Linked DNA regions of Homo sapiens: region 2 is linked to region 1. The links are chromatin loops, found by intact Hi-C in ENCODE. Cell type or tissue: PC-9. All regions are shown on one strand. Each heading gives the region's core, and the rest is flanking DNA. Links, peaks and the distances in the headings are about the cores only.

Region 1 (5,386 bases), core at 126-5,125:
TCTGGAAGTTGTTGGCACTTCCTTGGCCTTTAATCAAACTTTACCCCTAACTAGAATCTTCCTGCCCCCAAAAACTCATCTGGTTAACTCCAACTGATCCCTCCTCAGGCCTGAACATAACTATCACTTCCTCAGAAACCATCCTTGATCCTCCCATTTCAAAGAGGTCCCTCCAATATACTCAGCAGTGCACGTACTTTTCCCATAATTATGGTCACATTGTTGCTCATTTGTTTAATGGCTGTGTCCTTCACAACATCATAGGCCCTGTGAAAATAAGGACTAGTTTTGTTCATCACTATATACAAAGCACTTGTGCCCAGGACTTACATAATACAGAATATGGATTTACACATAGGTTCCCATTCCTAATGTATTCTTTGATCCTTCTAATTTTAAATATCCTATCTGAATACATCCTTAAAAAAACAAACAGGAACACCCCACAAAATCCAACAACACCACTTACTAAAGGAGTCTCTGAGATTAGAACATACCTCAATCCACAGAAGAATGAGAAAATAATATTAAAGCTCTGCTTTTGTCACTCAAATGACAACCACTGGAAGTAATGCCTTACCAAATCCTACAAATTCTGAAATACTATGAAATAATTCACACAGTTGCTTGTATCAATACTTCCACAAGTTATTTTAGAATTCTGGTAAATATCCAGTGAACCAAGGCATAAGTGTCTTGCTGTCTTACACCAGTGTGCTTAAACTTTGCCAAGGCGTGTAGATTGATCACAACACACACTTGCAGAGCACTCTTTTTACTACTTGCCACACTTAATCATTTTCCTGAAGCCCCAAAATAAGTAAATTGTGTATTCACTTAATTAAACACACATTTACCTGCAAGGAAGACACAGGATCTTTGGAATCAACATACACATCTTTTAGAAACGACAGCAGCTTTTCATCTTTACGAGCAATCTCTCCTTTAACTTCTGGATAGACTAAGGAAAGGAAAAAAGTCACAATATTAAAATCAAGGAAAATTTCCTGTAATATCCTAAACGCTTAACACAAACGCTTTCTTTTATTTTCTTTTTTGAGTCGGAGTCTCGCTCTGTTGCCCAGACTGGAGTGCAGTCGCGCGATCTCGGCTCCCTGCAACCTCCGCCTCCCGGGTTCGAGAGATTCTCCCACCTCAGCCTCCCGACAAGCTGAGGCTACAGGCGCGCCACCACGCCCGGCTAATTTTTGCATTGTTTGTAGAGACGGGGTTTAGCCATGTTGGCCAGGCTGGTCTCGAACTCCTGACCTCAGGTGATCTGCCCGCCTCGGCCTCCCAAAGTGCTGAGATTACAGGCTTGAGCTACCGCGCCCGGCCTAACCACTTTAATTTTTTTAAAAAATAAACATAATCATTTGGACTGTTAGGAAAATACTTTAGATGGAAATCAAAATTCCAGGTCAGGCTCTGCGTCCATCGTCCAGTGAAGACCCCTAGAGAAAGCTCTGTGACCCTCTCGGATTTTGATTCCCTGTATCAAGTCCGTGACAGCAGCCGGCGAGGGCCTGGTTAGCGGGAGCACTGGCTGCTGCCTCTGGGTCTCGGAAGTAGGCGGGGCCGCCGACCTCACCGCGGGCGCGGAGGACAGTCTCAATGTCACCGGCCTGGCGGCTCCCCCTTCCAACGCTCCGCCAACCCGAGCGGCTGCGGCCGAGCAGGCTGACGCCGATCCCTCGGCCTCCGGACCCACGCTAGGGACAGCCGGGCAGCACAGGGACTCCGCGCCCCCGGGCCCCGAAACGCCCTCGCACCACTCACGACTAATCTGCTCTCGCAGGAGGCTGTTGGTAGAGGGGTGTCTGGGAGCGACAGAGGGCTTCATCTTGCTGATTTCCCGTTCCGCTCGGTTCTCTAGGTTGAAATTCCTGATACCGCGAATCACTAGTGCTCCCATCTCCTCATAACATTATGCGCTCAGGTTCAGGCCGCACGTGGGAACACCGGCGCAGGACAACTCCGGGACACCCGGAGCATGCGCACAAGTGAGGGGAAGCCCCGCCGCGGGCGCTTAAATGCGTGCCCGTCGCCCCCTAGCGCTCGGGAGGCCACACACCGCTTCTCTGCCCAGGGCATTTAAAAGGGAGCCCCTCCCTTCGGGGCGAGTGACGGCTCCCACGAGGGCCGCTTCCGGCGGGAGGTGGCGGGGCTTAAGTCCCCAGACCCACGGTTGCTTTTAACGCTGGAACTCCGAGGGAGTCACCCGGGAAGCTCTGTAAAGTTCTGTGCCGGGCCCTACCCCAGACTTTCTGATTTAATTCTTGTGGAGTGAGGCCCAGCATTGGATAAGACTCCACGTGATTCCAAAGTTTCAGTGAAGAGCTGAAAATCAAAGTCGTAAGGAAGTTGACCTTGAAGTTGTTTCACAGGGCAATGCCACCAAAGAGTTAGCCGATAAAAATGGAACTTACTGAACCAGGGTCAAACTGGGCTCTCAAGTTGCCCTTTCCTGCTTTTGTGAAAGGAAAATAATGAAAGGATGTTCCCTTTCGATGAGTATTTGTTCTCAGCCGCTCTCATTTAAATGCCTCTTATTTTCCTGTCCCCCCGCCTGATGCATTTTCAAGCCACTGTATTCTTTTTCCATTATTTTTTACATCCCGTTCTCATTTGACCTAATGGTATCGATTTTAGTTATACTTTCCCTTATCTTATTTTTGCTACTAATTTACTTCTCCATGCTACTAAATGCTGAGTCATTCCCTCTCCTATTTCTCTTCTCTCTTGCCTTCTTCATTCTTTTTAAGCCTCTGTGTAATTTAATGAAAGGAACAGACAATAAGACGTCAGAAAAAAAAAACAAACAAACAAAAAAACGAGTGTTACATTCACCTTCTCCGTCTCTCTCCATTTCCTGAATGGGTTACTGTAGTGCTGCTTTTATTTAAGACCCTTTAGAAATATTGTTATTAATCTAAAATAAAACCCACCAGGAAGGAAGCAGTAGGAAGGAAGTTACAGTATTTCTCTTACTGTGGCTGCAAAATCTATTTTTAGTGTTCTGATCTCTGCTTAGCAAAATGAAGTAGAGTGGATGTTTTTAACCAGCTTAAAGTAAGAAAATATTGATGTAAAGATAATCGAATAGAATAATAATAATAAAACAAGAATCAAAGAACCAAAATGAAGAAAGGGAAAGTTTTTTAAAAAGAAAACTAATGTAATCATTAAGTATAATGCTTAATCAGAGCAAAAGCACTGCAAGGAAGACGGCTTCAGCCACTCTAATTTAAATGCCCTTTATTTAATTATACTGAACATTTTTACAGGGATTGGTATTTGGAATTTATAGAAGCTGAAATCAGTGATCTCAGATAGCATTAACTGGGAAGTTATCCTGAAGGTGGCAGGCTGCTCCAAGATTTCTATCTTTGATACTTTTAAGCATGCTTGTGATTCAGGGCTTTTTAGGCACGGTATTTCTATTTCTATGGGTGCTAAGAAATTTTAATCTGCCTCATTATGTCTATGTGCTTTAATCATGGTAGCAATTCGACTCACTGCCTGTTAAAATATTTTAAAAGTGAAAATCTCATTTTCATAGAAATTCCACCGAACTTCGGGCAGTATGAAAAAGTAATGTTAGAAGTGACTGTCAGGACAGTAGGGATTACAATATGAAATAATTATTTGAATTCACACATTCCAATAGAGCTTGGATTCAACATTGAAAGAGCTTCCAGCATGTGTCAGCTGCTTTGCCTGATCCTGGCCCAGTGCTGCTCAGGCCCTCAAATTGCAAAACAGAAGGCAGATGCACTCCATCAGAAACTCACAATTGGCTGTCACCCTTTGGGAATCATGGAAATAAAACCTGAACCATAAATGCATAATTCCAGCTCTTCTTGTCAAAACATATAAATTAACAGGAACTCTGAACTTAAGAACTCCTGTTGGGCTTATGTTAAGGATTGAAGTCAGATCCCCAAGGAAAGTATAACTAGGATGCTGCTTAGAATGAAGCTTCCATCTGAGTGGAGTATTATGATGCATGTGTATGGCTGAATATCTTAAGATACTAATAAACCCAGGGTCTTGACAACACACTAGAATGTAAATTCTGAGGACAGAACTTTGTCTGTTTTGTTCACTGTTCAACACATTGAACAGCTAGTACACAGTAGGTACTAAACAATTATCAAATAAAGGTCAAATGAACTGAAAGACAAGTAGGATCCCTGAGCTGGAGTCCAGACCCCAGACAAGTTCTCTCTGCCTGAACACTAGCCCTGCTTCCAGAAGTGAGTCCTTATGCAAGTAACTTAATGTGGTTGAACACACTTTGCTCATCTTAAAATTGGGATAATAGTAATCACCTAAGGGGTTTTACACAGATTAAAAATATGTGTCTAGTACAATGCCCAGCTCAGAATCTGATGTTCAATATTTGCATTGTTTTTCATTTTTCAGAGGAGAAGGGAGCAGTTTTAAAAAGGACACATATTCTGAAGCTCTGGTGAATAGGTGAATGAAAGTGATAAAAAAATTTGAGATTACGGTAAGACTCATGTTCTTCAATAATTTAATTTTTAAAAAATAAAAAATGCTAAATTTGATTTTTATTTGCTGATTAACGTGCTCAGCACACGTGGTGGTATTGTTAGATTTATTAAGGTTGGAATATGGGTGGGAATCATTAGTTCTCGGGCATAAAATGCCACCTGCCTGTGCCTGACATTGGCCACAGAAATAGTCCCCACTTTGTTTCCCTCTGCCCTCATGTCTTTCTCTCTGCCTAGACTTTTACCATTGGGTACTCCTTCTTTTGAACATAATTCAACAGCATTCTGCGTTCTCCAAAGGATTACAGTAGCTAAACCCAGGTGACAGTTGGCTCAAGGGGCCCAGGACAGCCCTCAGAGGTTTCATCAATCAAATCTCAACCACTAGTGAGGAGCACAACAGATTTATGGAGGAATGACTTATTCTGGCAGAGGTTCTGGTGTTCAGGCAGAGAGAACCTCTCCAGGGCCTGGATTCCAGATTAGAAACCAGAGAATTTGTAGGAGTCCAACTGAAATAATTTACAAGGTTCCCAAGTTTGGCCAATTTCATAGTGATGCAGTGTTTTGGGTCTGTAAAACCTAGAATACTGGGAGCGGGGGGTAGTGCCACAAACTCAAAACCAAAACAAACTAGGCTTTGTGCAGATCCAGTATTCATATTGAGGAACACTGGGTCTCAGATTAGAGATTAGAATGATCAACCAGCAATTATGCCCAGATGCCTGCTTTGTGGTTACTGCACTCATGACTTTTGTCATTGTATTCATTTGTATTCATTTCCCATTGCTGCTAGCAAATTACCGCAAATGGTTTAAAACAAAACAATTTATTATCTTACAGTTTGGAGATCAGAAGTCCAAAAT
Region 2 (5,386 bases), core at 58-5,057, 1.5 Mb before region 1:
CTCCAGATTGGATCAAAGTGGTTGGGTCAAAGTGGCTGGGGCAAAGCTACAAATTAACAACATCTCGGCAAAGCAATTGTTCAAAGTACAGGTCTTTTTCCAAATGGAGTCTCTTATGTCTTCCCTTTCTACATAGACACAGTAACAGTCTGATCTCTCTTTCTTTTCCCTACACTAGCCACCCAAGAAAATAAACTGAAAGCTATTAGAATTAACAAGAGGGTTCAGTAGAGCAGCAATGTAAAAAAAAGAAGAAATTAATAGCTTTTCTTCAGACCAGCATAAACCAGTTGGATAATATAATAAGAACATAGAACACAACAAAACTTAACTGAGACATTTAATATATGGACAGAAAAAAAATGAAGCATCATTATATACTTGAATTGAAAAAGAAAATACTATAAATTAAAATTCTTACATTAATTCGCTAGTTTAGGGCAATACCAAATAAGAACCAACAAATGGTACTTTTAAAACTTGAGGAGTTTTGACTTCTAAAATGGCAGAGTAAGACCTCTGAAAATCTACTCCTCTATGAAAGCAACAGAAACACATGCAAAAACTATCAAAATCAACTTTTCCTGAACTCTAGACATTAATCAAAGTGTTGTAACAATTTGAGAAGTGTTTACACAAGAAGAAAATGGCTGAATATGTAAGAATATTGCAATTTATGGCATTTTAACTTTCCCTAATCTCATCCCTCTCTCTTCAGCTTCAAGATAACCCTAGAAATCAAGTCTTTCAGCCAGGTGTGATAGTTTTCATGTGTAATCCCAATTACTCAGAAGACTGAGGCAGAACCCAGGATTTAGAAGCTACAGTAAGCTATGATTACACCTTTGAACTCCAGAACTCCAGCCTGAACAATAAACTGAGACTTTTTCTCACAATAATAAAAAGAAAAAATAAATCGAGAAGCTAGTCTTCTTACAGTAGCACAATTCACAGTTGCAATTGATGTGGAACCAACCTAACCGCCCATTGACTAATGAGTGGATAAAGAAAATGTGGAATATGTACACCATGAAATACTACTCAGCCATTAAAAAGAATGAAATAATGTCCTTTGCAGCAACTTGGATGGAGCTGGAGATCATTATTCTAAGTAACACAGGAGTAGAAAACCACTTATAAGCTTATACGTGGGAGATAAGCTATGAGTATGCAAAGGCATACAGAGTGATATGATCGACTTCAGAGACTTAGAATGGGAAGGGTGGGAGAGAAGTTAAGGATAAAAAACTACACATTACATTACTACATTACTACACAATGTATGCTACTCGGGTGACCAGTGCACTAAAATCTCAGAACTGACCACTATATAATTCATCCATGTAACGAAAAATCATTTGTACCCCAAAAGATATTTAAATAATTTTTTTTAAAAAAAGAAATCTAGTCTTCCAAATGCAATAGCTATTAAAACCAGCAGTTTGGCAGCCACTAAGTGAGGCAGAATAAGGTAGGAACTCCCTAGAAGTCCTGTCTGCAGAGATTTGTCACTACTTTACGTGTCTGGCAGCTTGTTAGAAAGCACTATTCTCAGGTTTTGTCTTTATCTGACCTTAGTTGGAGCTCTCGCTGTTTGTGAAGAGCCCTCTTCTCAGGATTTTGCCAAAAATAATCAACAGCAATTGTTTAACATCACAGCTGCCTAATGTGGCTTTATTTGTTGGGAGGAACAAGAACTTGACCAAAATACAAAAGAAAATACTGAGGACTGACATGATCATAAGAAACTTTGCAAAGCTAAACATAACCAAGAAATCTAGGAGGCTACACACATACTCAGGACTGTGCACATGCCCAGGAAAGGACTGAGACAATACTGTCAATCACAATATTAGTAGAGCTGTTGACAATTAAAACAAAAAAATGAAGCCTAACATTTTAATTTAACTTTTAATAAATATTCCATGTTTATTAAAAATATATTTGGTTTTAAAAAATTATTGGTGGCGTCTATAGAAGACATACTTTTCTAATATATATTTCTTAGGAGTTGCTGTATTTTGCTCATAATATTTACATTATTAGCATGCTAGTCCTGAAGAAATAGAAGAAGTATACCATTGTTGAGTTTTGAGTAGTGAATCTTCCATTAAATTGTTTTCCCTGAATAAATAACTAGCCTGAAACCACTAGAGGGCAAGCTTTACGTTATAATGAAACAAGAATCACTTTCACATCCATAGTAATAGCACACATTTAAGGTGTGCTATTCTCAAAATGACTATTTTGAGAATAGAAATCTAATTTCTGTATAACTAACTTTTTTCTTTAAGAGGTAAATAAAGGTAAAATCACATTTTATATATATTCCTAAATTTAGCTACTCAAGAGCAGTAATTTTTAAACTTTAACATGGCAATTTTTTAGAATCAGTATTAGACGTATGAGTCACATGCAATTCCGCATCTTCATAAAATGATATTCAATATCAAACAAATACTGTTTCCTAGTTATTAATTTACAAATAAGTTACTGATTAAACTAATCTGTGTGCTTCCTATTCCCTGACCCCTAAATAAGGCAAAAGGAATTCAGCCTAAAACTTTGGCACCTAGGCTTAAGAGAAAATCTCTGTATATGGCACAGAGTTCTTTTTGTCATTGCAAAAATATTTGAAAATGATAATTCATTGATAGGTCACACCATAGCATGTGTGTGTTATACATTTCATGAAATTCCTATTTTGCTATGAAAATCTGATAATTAGCTAAACTGACAGTCAATCTAATCTTGGCACAAATATGTATATAATGACCTATGTTAACAAATATCCTGTAGTTTTTTCTCTGTTCCCTGGGTGTGCTCTGCTGCTCAGGAAAACATGGATCATTAGACAAGCACATTTGATAATTTGTAGCAAGTATTGAGCACTTAACATTTAAATTGTATTATGTAACTTGCTCATAGACACAAAGTTGGTGAGTGGTTGAGCCTGGATTACACTGATACCTGACACTTTCTTCTGAAGTGGTAGTTATATTCCAAGTAAATCTTTAAGGTTCAAATAACACAAAAAGAAGTACTAGCTAGTTGAATCAGATTGTAGTTTGGGAAAGGATGGTGTCAGACTAAGGGGTGGCTGTATTAGGCCCTTCTTGCGTTGCTATAAAGACATTTCTGAGACTTAGTAATTTATAAGAAAAGAGGTTTATCATTCCATCCCTGGCCCTTCCCAAATCTCATGTCCCTCTCATATTGCAAAATACAATCATCCCTTCTCAGTAGTCCCCACAAAGTCTTAACTCATTCCAGCATTAACTCAAAAATCCCAAGTCCCAAATCCAAACTCTTATCTGTAAATGAGTTCCTTCTACCTATGAGCTTGTGAAATCACAGCAAGTTATATACTTCCAAGATACAATGAGGTATAGGCATTGGGTAAACATTCCCATTCCAAAAGGGATAAATTGACCAAAAGAAAGGGGCTACAGAACCCATGCAAATTCGAAACCCAGCAGGGCAGTCATTAAATCGTAAACCTCCAAAGTAATCTCCTTTGACTCTGTTTCACATCTAGGGCACACTGCTGCAAGGGGTGGGCTTTCAAGGCCTTGGACAGCTCTGCTCCTGTGACTTTGCATGTTCAGCTCCCAGGGCTGCTCTCATGGGTTGGAGTTGAATGCCTGTGGCTTTTCCAGATGCAGGGTCCATAATGCTAATGGATATAGCATTCTGGGTTCTGGAGGACAATGCCTCCCTTCTCACAGCTACACTAGGCAGTGCCTTATTAGGGACTCTGTATGGAGATTGCAACTCCACATTTTCCTTTCAACTTCCCTAGCAGAGGTTTTCTGTGAAGGCTTCCCCACTGCAGCAGGCACTTGCCTGGGCACCAAAGCTTTCTCATAAATCTTCTGAAATCTGGGTGGAGGCTACCAACCGTTCTTCACTCTTGTATTCTGTGCACCTACAGGCTTAATGCCACATAGAAGCTGCCAAGGCTTATGGCTCGCATTCTCCAAAGTTGCAACTCAAGCTATACCCGAGTCTCTTAGAATCCTAGCTGGAGCTAGAGTAGGCATATATGTGGAGCAGTGTCTTGGGATGCACAAAACAGTGGGACTTTAGGCTGGGCCATGAAACCATTCAGTCTTTATAGGCTTCAGGGCCTGCAATGGAAAGGGCTGCCTGGAAGATCTCTGAAATGCATTTGAGGCCTTTTAACCATTGTTTTGTTTATTACCATTTGGCTCTGTTTTAGTTAACCAAATTTCTCTAGCATGAGGTTGATCCACAGCCTGCTTAAATTCCTCTTCCAAAAGAGCTTTTCCTTTCTCTGCTATATGGCCAGGGGCAAATTGTTTAAACTTTTACACTCTGCTTCCTGTTTAAATATAAATTCCAACTTTAAGTCATTCATTTGTTCCTAAATCTGAGCATAGGTTGTTAGAAGCAGCCAGACTATATCTTGAACACATTGCTGCTTAGAAATTTCTTCTGCCGGATATCCTAGGTCATCATATCTCAAACTCAAACGTCCACAGATGCGTAGGGCATGAACAGAATGCAGTCAATTTATTTGCTAAGGCATAACATGCATGACCTTTGCTCCAGTTCTCAATAAGTTCCTTGTATCCATCTGAGATCTCTACAACTTGGATTTTATTGCCCATATCACTATCAGTATTTTGGTCACAACCGTTTAACCAGTCTCTAAGATGTTCCAACCTTTCTGTCTCTTTCTGTCTTCTTCTGAGCCCTCTAAGCTATTCCAACCTCTGCCCATTACCCAGTTCCAAAGTTGCTTCTACATTTTCAGGTCTTTACAGAAATCCCCCACTCCTCAGTACCAATTTTCTGTATTAGTCCATTCTTGCATTGCTATAAAGAAATACCCTAGACTAGGTAATTTATTTTTAAAAAGGTTTACATTGGTTCATGGTTCTGCAGACTGCACAGGAATCATAGTGGCATATGCTTCTGGGGAGGCCTGAGCTTACAATTATGGAGTAAGGGAAAATGGGACCAGGTACATCACATGGAAAGAGAGAGGAGAGACTCTGCAGGGGAGGAGAGGTGACACACATTTTTACATGACCAGATCTCCCCAGAACTCAGAGTGAAAGCTCATTTATCACCAAAGGGTTGGGCTAAGCCATTCAAGAGGGATCCACCCCTATGATCCCAACACCTTCCACTACTTCCCACTTCCAACACTGGGGATTAGAATCCCACATGAGATTTGGGCAGGGACATATATTCAAACCATATCAGTGGCCTAGCTATAATCAAGTGACATTTTGAGTTCTTAAGTGACTACTACCTACAACCCCCTTAATAACTTGAGAGATATCAGTTATAACCATCTAACCCTCAGTACACTGTAATTTTTTAACACAATTATGCTACATGAAGAAAATAAATG

The links. Hi-C counts contacts between places; a loop is a spot of excess contacts. Peaks named below come from ENCODE experiments on the same cell type or tissue, not always from the same donor. Only the 100,000 strongest peaks of a DNase experiment are listed, where the experiment ranks them.
Region 2: it touches region 1 in a loop (19-fold over the local background); 3 of 110 quality-filtered maps call a loop at or near these places.

Annotation. Positions count from the first base shown.
Region 1 is chr6:96,895,887-96,901,272 of GRCh38, forward strand. NDUFAF4 (NADH:ubiquinone oxidoreductase complex assembly factor 4) reads right to left here and starts at 2,005. Exons shown (of 3, transcript NM_014165.4): 1 at 1,780-2,005; 2 at 858-961. The coding sequence starts at 1,915. It also overlaps a transcript of KLHL32 not described here. RefSeq lists an enhancer at 1,828-1,927. In PC-9, for the core only: CTCF peaks have their summits at 2,082 (motif pointing left), 2,282 and 3,327 (motif pointing right); DNase peaks (open chromatin) are centred at 1,685, 2,005 and 3,355; H3K4me3 peaks cover 3,412 bases; H3K27ac peaks cover 2,394 bases.
Region 2 is chr6:95,362,056-95,367,441 of GRCh38, forward strand. No RefSeq gene overlaps it. Among named protein-coding and RNA genes, the nearest start is that of MANEA-DT, 210 kb to the right of the region's middle. In PC-9, for the core only: a CTCF peak has its summit at 2,166 (motif pointing right); no DNase peak of the experiment used is centred there.